Linked DNA regions of Homo sapiens: region 1 is linked to region 2. A link is a contact called in ENCODE Hi-C data. All regions are on one chromosome and are shown on one strand. Each heading gives the region's core, a stretch centred on a gene start or an enhancer-like site at or near the end of the contact. The rest is flanking DNA. Distances are from core to core; before and after follow the strand shown. Region 1 overlaps STK39 (serine/threonine kinase 39). Region 2 overlaps STK39 (serine/threonine kinase 39).

The links. A loop is a pair of places that touch in the nucleus more often than their neighbours do. Pooled maps may share reads with other maps.
Region 1: a pooled map shows a loop between it and region 2 (7-fold over the local background). The contact joins two enhancer-like sites. A Hi-C loop is called at or near these places in 2 of 37 single-sample maps with no recorded cell type and 6 of 50 pooled maps.

The regions. Positions count from the first base shown.
Region 1 is chr2:168,189,921-168,197,271 of GRCh38, forward strand. All of the region lies in intron 1 of STK39 (serine/threonine kinase 39), which reads right to left. Among named protein-coding and RNA genes, the nearest start is that of STK39, 54 kb to the right of the region's middle. Within about 2 kb of position 5,396, at least 9 of the 41 ENCODE cell types and tissues checked have a DNase peak (open chromatin) inside an H3K27ac peak, as active enhancers do.
Region 2 is chr2:168,036,641-168,043,967 of GRCh38, forward strand. The region is part of intron 14 of STK39 (serine/threonine kinase 39); the gene reads right to left. Among named protein-coding and RNA genes, the nearest start is that of B3GALT1-AS1, 99 kb to the left of the region's middle. Within about 2 kb of position 5,816, at least 2 of the 41 ENCODE cell types and tissues checked have a DNase peak (open chromatin) inside an H3K27ac peak, as active enhancers do.

The DNA of each region.
Region 1 (7,351 bases), core at 4,146-6,645, 150 kb after region 2:
AAGATTACTTCATTTTGATGGGGAGTATAGGGAGAAGAGAGGACAACCTAGCCCGCCCGAGCTATGAATGAATCACTTGAGATGTTGCCTTCTTGAACAACTCCAAGGAGAATTAGTCACTTCCTCACCATTCCCAGGCAGGGACTCTCTACCTACTTCATCCTAGAACTTCTATGCTTGTGGAGCGGTCTCCTCCGGCCTTATTATTCCTAGAATCAGCCCTTCCACCTAGACCACTGCCTGGAACACAGGAGGCCTCCAAGAGTGTTGGCTAAGTGAATGGAATGCACATCAGCCCATCACTGGGGAAGACACCCGCAGACAAGGCAGATGAAGTGTGCTCCAAGTTGGGTCTACACAGAGGAGAGCAGGCACTGGTGGGCTATATAACCTAAAGCAAGGGGAAGAGCACTTTTATTCAATGTGTTATCTCTAAGTAGGTCGCTGTGGGGGATGTGGCAGTTAACTTCAAGGTACAAGCCTAGGGAAGCTCTCTGCCTTCAGGCATTTCTGATTTGCAGAACATCCAGTTCAATTCTAAAGTCAGGTCTCATAGGAGAGCTCATTCTGAAGAGCAATGTTCCATCCGAATTTCAATTTTTAAAAACTGAATCCACTGGCCCCTGCTCAGCATGTAGGGCCACACGAAATGTGGCAGGCTAATATAAACTAGGGACTTCAATAATTCTATGTGAGCATAGAGAGATGATATAAAACACTAAACAACAACATGAAGGACAGACAAGAGCCCACAACAGCCCTCGAAATCCATGTCAGGGAACACTGCATCAGGCACTAGACTGTAGGCTGGACACACTCCTACTGAGAAAATCTGACTTTTATAGTCAGTAAACGGTCACTTTGAAGTCCTTGCCCCTTGCAAACTCAAAGTCCAACGATCTGGCAATATTGAAAAACTTCCTGTTCTGCTTGGAAGGGATAATCCACCTCCTCCCAGCAAAACCCACTTGTTTTACTGATTAAATCAACCAAATGGAAGCCAAACATTCCACAAAGAAATGTCTATTGCTATTCACACAGATAAACGGATACACCCACTGGCAAGGCCAAAAGGTACAAGTGTCCTGGTTTGAATATGTATGCTGTGGTGGTGGCTTCTGATTCCTTACTGCTTCAACCTCAAGCCACCTGTAAATGGGAAGGGCTCTATATGCAAAAAGAAGAGCCAGTCCCTACTTCCAGGTCAGTCCCACTCCATCCCTTCTTTGCAGCTATAGGCACGTTGGCTTTGCATAAATAAGAAAAAGGAATCCCTCTGACTGGACACAACGGAGTGCAGGGCCTGACATGCGGACAATACCCAGTTAGGGGGAAAAGCTCTTTTCTCCCAGCTAATTGCATCAGAGCTTGTGGGCTAAACAAGGGTTGGATTTTCAGCCTCCAGGGGCAATATACAACCTTGGTGGTCTTCAATCAAAGGTTATTAGCATATCCACAGCCCACGCCCTATTAAAAAAAAAATTAAAATTGGTGTCTAAGCCCCAGTACAACAACTCCAGAGTCAAGAAATAACCCCATGGGAAGGCCCTGGATTTGGGCAGATTTTTTCAAAGCCTCAGGAAGAGGATAACTACACATCAGCCACACCTAAGATGTCTGTTTAAAAAGCAGATTCTTAACCCTATATCCAACCTACTGAATCACAATTATTGCAACTGGAGGCCTGGGATCTGCATTTTTAATTAGCTTCTCCAGCAATTCACCCATATCCTTAGATTTGAGAACCATGGTTCCCTCCTGCGTATCAGCTTCTCTCGCCACACCTCTGCCAGGATTCTAGGGCTTGGGGAAATTAATCAGTCAGGGGCTATTAGGAAAATGGAAGCAATACTATGTAATGCGACATATTATTTAATACGAAGATCTTATTCAACAGGTGCTAGAGAATGGAAAAGACTGAGTTAACACAGAGTTACTCAGGAAGCTGTAGGAAGCAGCTACCACTCCTTGGGTAGGACTGTAGGAATCAAAGGGAGGAGGTGGTGGTTATTAGACTCTACACATTTAGGAGGAAACCTACAGGGCTGGGACCCTGACCTCTGAAGAGGAGCCCTTTCTGAAGGTCTACATGGGACTGGGATGGCATCTCAGGGGGTGGCAGAAGGCTGGTTCCAAGAGGTAGAAGGAAACTGGAAATGGAAACCAATTACTGCTGGCAGAGGGAAAGACCCTTTCCGAAGCTAAGCTGACAAGAACAGTAACAGGATGAAGCGTGTCCCTTCTCCCTCCCACAGCCTTCCAAAATTCCCCTGGTGCCCCCATTAGCACAGCTTAACAGGGAAACAGCAGGCAAAGAAGGAACATGGAAGGAGGTCTGCTGACTACCAACCCAACACCACAAGCAGATTCTAGGAAGGTCTATCTGGAGCTTAGAGGAAATCACTTAATAAGGAGCCAAGGGAGTGTGACCTCCACCAGCTCCAAAACGAGGCTGGGGCTTTTCCAAGCTCCATTAACAATAGCCAGGCTTTTAAAAAAAATTCTCATTTCACTCTGTTTTCCAACACAATTCCTAAAATGATCCTTTTTAATATCTAACACTTTCCAAATGTTCGCTCTGTACTTCCAAACCCCGCCCCATTCCACCCCAATCTACTTCCTCTGGATTGAGTGATGGTTATGACGGAGGGTCTGGGGTCACACAGCCCCAAGCTATGTGACCTTGGGCAAGCTGCCTGTGTGCTTTGTGCTGCACATTGCTCAACTACAAAAAGCAAATGACAATAGCATCTACCTCACAGGAGGGCTGTAAATATTAAATGAGACTATACATGTAAACATAATAATATAAATGTACATGTCTAGCACTGAAGTGTTTAAGAATGTTGACTGTTGGGGTTAATAGTATCCACATGATTATCCCAGACACCTGGATAGAAACTAGAACCAGGTCCACTACAACCTTTTGAGAAAATGCCTACTTATCCCCACCTCCCTATGATCAGCTCTGCTCCCACTCAGCCCCAGCTCCTGCCAGCTTCCTATTAACTCCCCCTCTTCAAATCCCACTCCTGAGGGCCAGCACTGACAACTTTTATATGGTAATGATTGGGCACAGAGAAAATTATGCCAGGAAAGTGACTCACTGTTCAAGATACAATTAGCCCCACTTCTCAGGTAATTAAACAGCCCTGGCTACCACATCCATGATGCAGCAAGTAACTAAAACATTTCTCCTACTCACAGACACAGGAAAAGAAAATCCATTCACTTTAATGCCACCTCTCCATCTGATCTGATTGCACTTATAACCCAACTCCTGCTTTTCCTGTCTCCTCTGACAACCTGAGGCCCTCCCCTAAGTTACAACCGCAATACAGGAAGTCAGGTCACCCTCTGCATGGTAGAAGTCTTTCTTCCCCCCCCTCTTCACACACTCTCACCCAGAAGCAGGGGCATGATGCCATAGTCTGAAATGATGGCAGAAAATAAGAGCCACAAGGGAAGAGGATATGAACTGCAGGAACACAAATGTCCAGTGCAGTGAAAAGTAGTGTCTTGGCAACCCCAGGGGGCCCTGAGAACATCATTGAGTGAGAAGGAAAATTAAGACACACCCTCATGAAGGGCACGGAACACCTGCTAAGCCCCGGTGGAAGCAGCAGCATGCTGCAGTCTCTGCCTCCAGCAGCCCCAGCCCAGAGTTTCTCCTAAGTGAGGCCACCTGCAGATCCCACAATACCATGAGTCGGAGCCTGGCAGGACATCAGGAGAATGTTCCCTCCTTTAGTCTTGGGGCTGGGGGCTAAGGTGTTAGGACTGTGTTGTATTGAAAGATGTGGAGACAACATAAGGGGTCACCTGGGTGTGCTGTGAAAACGTTGCTGCTTATTTAGTTAGTATGGGACAGGGGTGAGTTCTACATTTCTCAAGCTCCCAGGTGATGTGATGCTGCTGGTCCATGGGCCACATTTTCAGTTGCTACCACAGAGGTGGCATAACTTCCCTAAATTATCCCCGAAGGGGCCAGGTACCCACCTCCTAATAAGGGAATCGAGTTTAGGCCCCCATGGAAGGAACTGGAAAGGAGGCCTGAAGCATGGAAAAGCAGATGCCTCGGCGTCAGGGACAAGAGGTGCCAGCCTGGGAAGGGTCTCGCCCGCCTGCAAGCATCCAGAAGGAGCAGATCCACTCCAAAGAATAATAATTCAGAAATGTATGTGTATCGGGCTATTCAAAAATGAAGATTTGGCCTAGCATGGTGACTCATGCCTGTAATCCCAGCACTTTGGGAGGCCGACATAGGCAGATCACTTGAGGTCAGGAGTTCAAGACCAGCCTGGCCAATACAGCGAAACCCCTTCTCTATTTAAAAAATAAAAATAAAAATTAGCTGGGCATGGTGGTGCAGGCATGTAGTCTCAGCTACTCGGAAGGCAGAGGTGGGAGGATAGCTTGAACTTGGGTGGCAGAGGTTGCAGTGAGCCAAGATCACGCCACTGCACTCCAGCCTGGGCAACAGAGCGAGACTCTGTCTCAAAATAAATTAATTAATTAAAGTAAAATAAAAACAAAAATGAAGATTCAACATTCCCTCTATCTCATAACATGTAAGTTTATTATTTGATTTTTTGGGTGGGTTTTTCAGAAATTCACTACAAATGAAAGATGAAGACAATGCCTGCCTTAGTAGAAATTAGTACAAAAGGCATAATTAAATTTCAGAATTATTTCCAGCACCTAGGATTGAAATTAAGTTGGACTTTATTTATCTGGAAATTTATTTTATTAATCCAGAAAACATGATACCTCAAACATTATGGGTAAAGATATAAACAAAGCTGAACAGCCAGCTGATTGCATCTGCTGTTATTCAACTTATGTTGAGCCTCCAGTCATACTCACATTAAATAAACTTTATAACGCTATGTCTAAATTCAACCTATACAAGTTACTGGGTATGATATTATAAGAAAGAAAACCATTACAAGTATTGATTTTTTTTTAATTGAAACTACTTTCTCACAGCCTGAGGCCCAGGTCCCCAGATGTATGACACATCTCTAACTAGAAGCAGATGGAGAGCTGCTTAGGATAGCATGAGTTTCAATATGACTTACAGTCACACATTTACATTTTTTTTAACAGCTAGGCTGATTAGATTGATAAGTACTTGTTAAATTGACATTTTCACAGATGAACTTTATTTCCTCTCTCTTTCATTTACTCAAATGATAGGAAGTATTCACTTTTACATCCTCGTTGTCAAGTTTTTGTAACTAACGTTTCTACCTTGAACTCTAAGCTCTCAGAAGACATAACCTGGGCAACAAAATGAGACCCCGTCCCTACAAAAATTTTTTTAAAAATTAGCCAGGCATGGTGGCACATACCTGTAGTCCTAGCTACTTGGAAGGCTGTGGTGGGAAGATCGCTTGAGCAGAGGAAGTTGAGGTTGCAGTGAGCCACGATGGCACTACTGCACTCCAGCCTGGGCAACAGAGCAAGACCATGTCTCAAAACAAAACCACCAAAAGACAGTTACCTACCATTGATTTGCCTCATTTGCTGCCAAGATAATTCTCCTGCACATAATTTAATAAAGTCTGGTCGGTGGCCATGCTTTTCAGTTTCAACTCTAAGCTGTAGCCTACTAGCTACAGTATGTGAATGAAAATCCTGTAAAAGCCCAAAATTCAGATTCAATCTCTGTAAAAGCCCAAGATTCAGATTCAGTCTCCTGATGTGTCAATTAGCTGCACTTTGTTACATGCCAAAGATAATACTTAAGTCCATCCAGTTAGAGTAACAAGAACAAAATGAATGGATGAGTGTAAGAATTCCACCACTATTGGCTGCGCGAGGTGGCTCACGCCTGTAATCTCAGCACTTTGGGAGGCCTAGGTCGGTAGATCATCTGAGGTCAAGAGTTCAAGACCAGCCTGGCCAACACGGCAAAACCCCATCTCTACTAAAAATCAAAAAATTAGATGGGCGTGGTGGCGGGCACCTGTAATCCCAGCTACTCAGGAGGCTGAGGCAGGAGAATTGCTTGAACCTGGGAGGTGGAGATTGCAGTGGGCCAAGATCGTGCCATTGCACTCCAGCCTGGGCTACAAGAGCAAAACTCCATTTCAAAAGGAAAAGAAAGGAATTCTACCACTATAAATGGGAATGGAGTGGGAAGAAGTTATCAAACACATATGATCTACTGATTATGTGTAATAATTATAATAATGCCTTCCTCACACTAAGAATAATAGCATCTTGGAGTTGCAAAGAACCTCAATTTATGGTTTACATGATCACCTCAATTTACATCTTATACAATAATGAAGAATATGTACTTGTTTATTCATTGAACATATTTCACTGAGCTTCTAGTATGTGCCATGTGCTATTTAGGGTGGTAGAAAGGAAGCTCAGAGCAAAAAGTATCTGCCTTCCTAGAGTTTACATTTTATGTGAGAGGGGATATGGATTTAAAAGTATCATAAATGGCTGGGTGTGGTGGCTCACGCCTGTAATCCCAACACTTTGGGAGGCCAAGGCAGGTGAATCACCTGAGGTCAGGAGTTCAAGACCAGGCTGGCCAACATGGTGAAACACCATCTCTACTAAAAATACAAAAAATTAGCAGGGCGGATGCCTGTAATCCCAGCTACTCGGGAGGCTGAGGCAGAAGAATTGCTTGAACCTGGGAGGCAGAGGTTGCAGTGACCTGTGATCATGCCACTGCACTCCAGAGCAAGACTCTGTCTCAAAAACAAAAGGGTAATATAAATAATTTCAGATTGCAGTTAAGTGCTATGACAAAAATAAAATTGGTGGGGACAATACTTGAGCTATGGTGGTCAGAGAAGCCTCTCTCAGGTGGTGACATGTGGGCTGACAAGAAGGGGCTGACCATGCAAAGATCTGAGCATTCTAAGATGAAGGGCAGAATGGGCAAAAGGCCTCAGATAGGAATGATTTTGGAGAGCTCAAGGGACAAAGACAGAGGCGGTGTGGCTGGTGCTTGTCAGCTAAGAGGCAGGTGGAAAGAGGTGGTAGGGCAGGTTGGCAGGAGACTAAACACAGGGAAAGAGTCCTGTAGACCAAGGTGAGTACTTGAAAGGATTTTGAAAAAAAGAATTACAGAATCTGGCTTACATTGTACAAAGGTCACTCTGGCTGCTATGTGTAGATAAGATTGTACGCAGGGCAAGAGCAGGTACAGCCTGGTTGGTTAGGGTGTTGCTGTAGATGTGCGGGCATGAATCAACGATGGCAAGTGCTAGGGTAGACAAAGTAGAGAAGAAGAAAAGTAAAGTGGCTGGATTTGAGAATATATTTGGACGTAGAGCCACAGGACTTGCTGATAGATTGGAAGTTAAATGCAAAGGAGGAG
Region 2 (7,327 bases), core at 4,566-7,065:
ATGAGGTTCAGAGGAGCAGCACCCATTGCATGCTCAGAAGTCAAGGGCTTCACTCAGATACCTGCTTCTGCTTTCTAAAAGCCAGTAAGGAAACGTAGCAACAGGATTCCTAGAGCTTAATGATAGAGCAAGGGTGAGGGTAGGCGCATGCTCCAAGTCTTTCCAGAGAGAGGTTGAGAAAGGAGAAGAGACAGAGAGACTTGTAGGAAGAGGCTGCTCCTCAGCATTTCATTATAAAGGGATAATTTGAGAGTTACTCGAAAAAGAAAATAATCACCACTGGACTTCAGCAGGTAATCACTAAGAACAAATACGTTCAGAATAACCTAATTTCTTTCTTTGCTATTATAATAAACATTTTCATTTCAAGGGAAAGCCTTAGGCTTGCTTTGTTACGACTAATGAACATTTTGGGACATGGTGTGAATTCTTTTAGAGTAAAAATAGAAAAATCAATGTCTTTTTATATAAGAGTGAGTTATTTTATTGGGCGTGGAAACCCTGTAACTACCAAAAGGTCTTTCTGTGCCCTCCCTCACTTTGTCCACCTGGGTATTTTGAGATTTGGCTCTGCAAAGATGCAAAATACAAAATTCAATCACTACTTTCTAATCTACCAATTTAAATTAGCAAAGATTACAAAATGATAAGAGGAAACCAAATGATAGCAATAATTCAGTCTATTAGAGCTTTCTTCACTGCCATCAAGAGTATACATTGATACTAGCTTTTGAGAGAGTTGTTTGGCAATGTTTCCAAATTTTTAAGAGGGTTATACCTACCCATTGACCTAATAATTCAACATCAATGATCTATGATGTGAAATAATTAGAAATCTGACAGTTATCTGTATAAGACCAGTTTTTAGGTCATTGTTTATGGTGGCGAAAATCTGGAACCAAATTAAGTCTCCAGTGATAGGAAGACACTTAAATAAACTACAGTAAAATAACCACAAGATGCAATCCTAAGTGTAAAAATTACCACAAGATACAATCATCCTAAGAAAAATAACCATAAGATGCAATCTTAAGTGTAAACAGCATGGCACAAAACTGCACATATAGTATAATGGGAACAATAAAAAATATATGCAAAGTAAAAGAAATGGAAGGAAATATGCCAAAATGTTAATTATGCTCATTCCTGAGTGATGGTCCGATGGGTAATCATTTTCTTCTTTATAACTTTCTGCATTTTCAAATTTCCTCTGATGAACATATATTACCTTCATAATGAGGGGGAAAGAGTTCCTTTAATAAGATCCACTAATATTTGAAACAGAAGCTGTGCTGTAATGACTCACCATCATTTGAGCAAAAGACTTAAAAGAAAAGGCAGAGAATTGAACTAAAACTTAAACTATGTAAATGTGTTTTGTCAGTGATTCAGACAAACAAACACACAGAGTGAAATAGGTGTGGTTTAGTTGAAAATCTGAAACATTTGGAGAAATGTTACCTATAGTTAGATAGACTAGGATACAAAGCCGAGTCTATGGTATAATTAAAAACACACATGTAAACTTGGAGAAAGTGCTTGGAAGAAAGAACAAAATGTTAATACATGTATTGCTTAGGTAGGAGACTACCTCTGAGTTTATTTTTTGCATCCCCCCAAGCCCACGAAAAAGTGTTTCTTTTATTATGACAATAAAACTTATTACAAATGTTCAGATCTTCTAACAAATGGGGTTGGCACAAGTGTGTATCTGGAAGGAAACAAAAAAACACTGACCTTTGCCTTACACCACTGCACAAAAAGTACTTAAAATATCCATAGACCTAAATGTAAAGGCTAAAATGATTTAAAAAAAAAAACCCTCAGAAGAAAACATAGGAAAAAAACGAAGAAAATCTTCGCAACCTAGAGATAGGTAAAGATTTCTTAAATAGTATACAAGAAAATACAAATCATAAAAAGATACTTTAAATTTTTTATCAAGATTTAAAACTTTTGTTCTTTAAAAGATACCATTAAGAAACCAAAATGCAAGCCACAGAGTGAGAAAAATATTTATTATCCATATGTATCTGGCAAAGGACTTACATTCAGATTATATAAAGAATTTATGTAACTCAGAAATAAGACAATCCAGTAAAATACTGAAACAAGATCTGAACAGAAGACATACATGGCTAAGAAACACATGAGAAAGGTTCAATGTCACTAATCAGAGAAATGAAAGTTAAAACTATAATAAGATACCACTACACACCTATTTAAATGGCTAAAATTAAAAAGATTGACGATACCAAGTATTAACAAGAATGTAGAGGAACTAGAATTCTCATACACTGCTGGTGGGACTGTAAAATGGAAAATCCACTTTGCAAAACTCCTTAAAAAGTTAAACACACACCTACCACCTAACCCAGCCATTGTACAACTAGAAATTTTTCAAAGAGAAATCAAAATATAGACCACTTAAAGACTATACATGAATGTTCATAGCAGCATTATTCATAACAGTAAAAACTGAAAAAAAATCCCCAAATGTCCATCATCAGGTAAGTAAACAAAATGTGGTATATCCATATTCCTCTTTAATCAAAGGGAATGCAACAAAATAGATCTCAAAATAGCTGAGTGAAAGAAGATGGACACAAATGAATACATATAAAAGTCTATAAAATTCAAGCTGATCCATAGCTTGAAAAAAGCAGATCAGGCCGGGCGCGGTGGCTCACGCCTGTAATCCCAGCACTTTGGGAGGCCGAGGCGGGTGGATCATGAGGTCAGGAGATCGAGACCATCCTGGCTAACAAGGTGAAACCCCGTCTCTACTAAAAATACAAAAAATTAGCCGGGCGCGGTGGCGGGCGCCTGTAGTCCCAGCTACTCGGGAGGCTGAGGCAGGAGAATGGCGTGAACCCGGGAAGCGGAGCTTGCAGTGAGCCGAGATTGCGCCACTGCAGTCCGCAGTCCGACCTGGGCGACAGAGCGAGACTCCGTCTCCAAAAAAAAAAAAAAAAAAAAAAAGCAGATCAGTGACTGCCTTTGCCAGAGGTGGAGGGAGGAATGGATTGCAAAAGGGACACAAGGAAACTTCTCAGGGAGAAGGAAATGTTCTGTGTCTTGATGACTGTGATAGCTTCACGGGTGTACACAGCTGTCAAAATTCATCAAACATACTGTACTAAGTGGATGCAATTTATTATATATAAATTATACTGCAATTAAGTTTATTTTAAAAATCAGAAGGCTAAAAGAAAGGTAAGAAACCTATTATTCACCACCCAGGAATTTATTTTTAGATAAAGGTATTGCTGATATATTATACAACCAAATAAGAAATGTCCCATTCAGGCACTGCCTCCCTTGGGAAGCCTCCCTGAGCCTCTCTATCCCTACCTCAGACTCCCTACCCTACTCTAGGTAGAACTCAGTACCATCTCTGGGCTCTGGTCCTCAATCATCCTGTACATTACAATGCCTGTCAACACCGCACTCCGATCTACAAATTACTCAATGACTTCCTCACAGTGAGCCGATTGTATGCTGTGGTTTTTGCCTTGTTCATCTTTATATTACTAACATTGAGAATAAAACTGTTGCTCAATATATATATATATTTGGATAAATGTACAGGTGGACAGATATAGAAAAAATAAAGGAAGAAAAAACTAACCACAAAAGGGCTGAATCAACAAGGATGCCAAAAAAATTACCATAGGTTCCAAGTATTTCTTTTTACACAAAAAAAGGAAAATATAAACCCTTAAGTTGAAAAGCGTCATAGCAGATAAATCACAAAAATTAGGTAGCTCTTGCCCTGAGTAATGGGCTTCAACAAATGCTTTTCGCTAAGTTCTCAAGTGTAATCTTCTTCATGTGGATGAAAAATGTAATACATACCTTCTTCAAAATGGGATAACTTTAGGAATTCCCTACTGGAGAAAATTACTGCCATATAACCTCACTGGACAACAGTTCAAAACATGAAATCCTTCCCAATAAATTTTTTATCCAGATTTCTTCACCTAGAATTTTAAGTGAAATATAGACTTTAATTAATAATTATATGAAGTTTCATTTTCATAAGGAAGTAATACAAGCATATGGCATCTTCATACCTTTAATTGACAAAATGTTTATATTTCTGAAACCCCAGGACTATCAAGGACTTAACCCATAACATTGAAACTATCTCTGTATATGTTTATCTTCTCTCCAAAGCTAAGGGTTCTTTTCCCTTGACACTTAATACAGCACTGCCTTGTTATAGAGTAAGCACTTAAAAAAATAGTCACTGAATTACATAAAGTGACGTTTCTCTCTTTTTTAGTACATGGAACTGTTAACCCATTAAGTTACACAGGTCCCATACTCATGCCTCTTTAAATTTTGTGCATTATGGGAATCAAGGGCACTGTGCGAGGCATGGAACATAGAGAAGTAAACAAAATAGACCTGGTCCTTGCCCACTTGGAGCTTACCGTCTAGGGAGAAGATCATGGGATCTGACCTCAGCAGGTGTGTCCAGGAGGAGCTGTGTTTTTAACAAGTTTAACATTAATATGCTAAAACTAATATTATTGCTGGTGAGAAATATTTGCTATAATTAAAAAATATGCAATCCTTCCAACTCCTAAAGTCCAACTCTTGGAGAGGTATTAATAATATTATTCTATTTATTATTATAAAATATTATTATATTATTTAAAATAATAAAAGTTCCAAAGGATACACAAGGTTTATGGGAAAGGAAGCCATTGATCACACCTACTTGAAAAGTAATTTGCCCAGGCTAATATCACTTCTCCTATACTGTATGGTTTACAAGTATGCTGTCCACTGTATATTTGGGGAAAGAATTATTGGCTCTTTAAAAAAAAAAATGCATGATCTATCCCCAAAGTTCCTTCTCTACAGTATGTCTGCAAGTGGAGGCTCGTCTGTCTAAGTGACATCAGATTTTTGAATTTTCCAATGAGAATGGTAATGCTGCTAGTTACTCATCTGATCTGTAAACCTAAGAATTCCCTTCAGTCAACATACAGCAAATGGGTACTTTAGATGGTGGTCAGAACTCCTAACTTGGACTAACTGCTATTCTTTCCCTGCTAAAAACATTTCCTTAACTTTAAGCTCAAGATCTTCTCTCAGAGTTGATCAGTGGAAAGAAAACAGACCTGAACTTGGTTTAGGCTCTGAAGAAATTACTTTATGTTGTATGCTGTAATTCAATGAAGATAAGCCCTTGACTTCTAAGGAGTGTCAATCTAAGAAAAAATAACTCAAGAACATTTTTTGCAACAGTAGGTCAAGCTCTCTGCCATGTTATCCAAGGTTCTTTATAGAAAGAACCAAGAGATAAATTCCACTTGAATTTGGTATCAAGCAAAAGCTTGCCTCGCTATATAATCTTTTAATCCTATAGGTCTACTTTTGTCAAGAGAGGAGGACTAAATAGACAACTATAATTTCCTGGTTGCTAACAAGCTGAAGGCTAAATTTTCTTCTCAGTGATTGTAATTATATCACTCTGGGTTCCCTGCCCAATTCTCTTTCCACTCTCAAGATATTTTTAAAATCTCATTTTAGCTTCATTTTACTTCACCTACTTTATGCTTTCATACTGTAAGTCACCTTAAATCTTCTCTGGAACAAGGCAAGGTAAAAATAAATCATTCATTTATATCATGTGGTTACATCAATGCTTACTCAACTTTCAGTTCCTCTAAATATTTCTAGGGTATCTCTCTGTCCATCTCTCTACGGAAAAGCCCTCCCTTTAAAAATCATCTTCATACTCAACCTAACTTTCTACTGTTACTTTGTATATTAAAAACAACAAAGAGATAGGTTATGGCACAATTCCTATTTAAGTCCGGTTAGCCCAGTTCAAAGGTAGGGGTTACAATGGAGTCTGGGCATTCCTGGAAAAACAGTAACAACAGGTTTGAAGGATCTTAATTCTATCTTCCTTCCTTCTTTTTTTTTTTTTTTTTTCTTGAGATGGAGTCTCGCTCTGTCACCCAGGCTAGATTGCAGTGGCATGATCTTGGCTCACTGCAACCTCTGCCTCTTGGGTGCAAGCAGTTCTCTGCCTCAGCCTCCCGAGTAGCTGGGATTACAGGCGCCTGCCACCATGCTCAGCTAATTTTTGTATTTTTAGTAGAGATGGGGCTTCACCATCTTGGCCAGGCTGGTCTTGAACTCCTGACCTTGTGATCCACCCATCTTGGCCTCCCAAAGTGCTGGGATTATAGGAGTGAGCCACTGCACCCAGCCACCTTCCTTCTAATTTTGGAGCTTTGCAGGGTCCATAGATGGGTTTCTGGGGATCAGTAAACCTATCTAAACCACCTGCAAAATACTATGTAAATGTTAAATATGTATTTGGTAGGGGCAGGAGGGGGAAGCTACAGGCTTAATCTGAGTTTTTAGGTCCCTAACACCCACAGTTAAGAACTATTATCTACCTGGCCCCTCCGTCCCCACCGCCCAACTTTACCCAGTCAATCTTCAACTACCTGACTGACGGCTATGAATACAAAATACAGTTCAAAGCCCACCTTTTACTCAGCAATCAGAGTATGTTTTCCTTTATCATTTAACTTGGTTTATTCATTTTATACCCCCAGAACAGTGTCTGAAACAAAGGTCAATTCAACAAATGGAATTAATTAATCTGAGGTGTTCTATTTATTACTCATTGATGGCAAAAAAAAATCACTCATCAATAACTAATAGAGGCAAGTAATCTGGAGGCTGATGATTCCTAATTTTTAAATTGAAAATAAATACAAACCCCAGTAACAGAATCAATTAAGTGTGTATATACAGCAAAAAGGCAAACAAACAACCCCCAAAATGTAGTTAAACGATATTTCCCTACTTGATTAAATCATGTTGCAGCTGCTTCTAAATTTTAAAACACAGAAGCAATGCAAATGTGAATTTTCTCTGCAAATTCTCCTTGCAGGAGTGACACAGCAAAGAGGAATATAATAGGTTACAACTAACTCAGAAGTACAACACAGGCACAATTTCTGACCACCAACAAAGATGTAGGAGGCTGCTAACACAACCATAGCCCTTTCTCAATTCTTTTCCTGGTTTCTGACCTGAACTTTGTCATTAGCACATATTACTCTGTGAAGATTTTGATCATCTCACAATTTCTGACTTCGTACTTGCAGCAGCCTTATTATGTATGCTTCAAAGCTAGAGGATTTTAATTTCCATTTTTTATTTGCACTCAGGAGGCTGCAGATTATCCAGTATAGAAATTCCCTAGAGTGAGAATCTCTTTATATAAAATAATTCCCTACACTCGCAATTCTTTATATTAGAACAATAATAGATGTAGGCATTATTA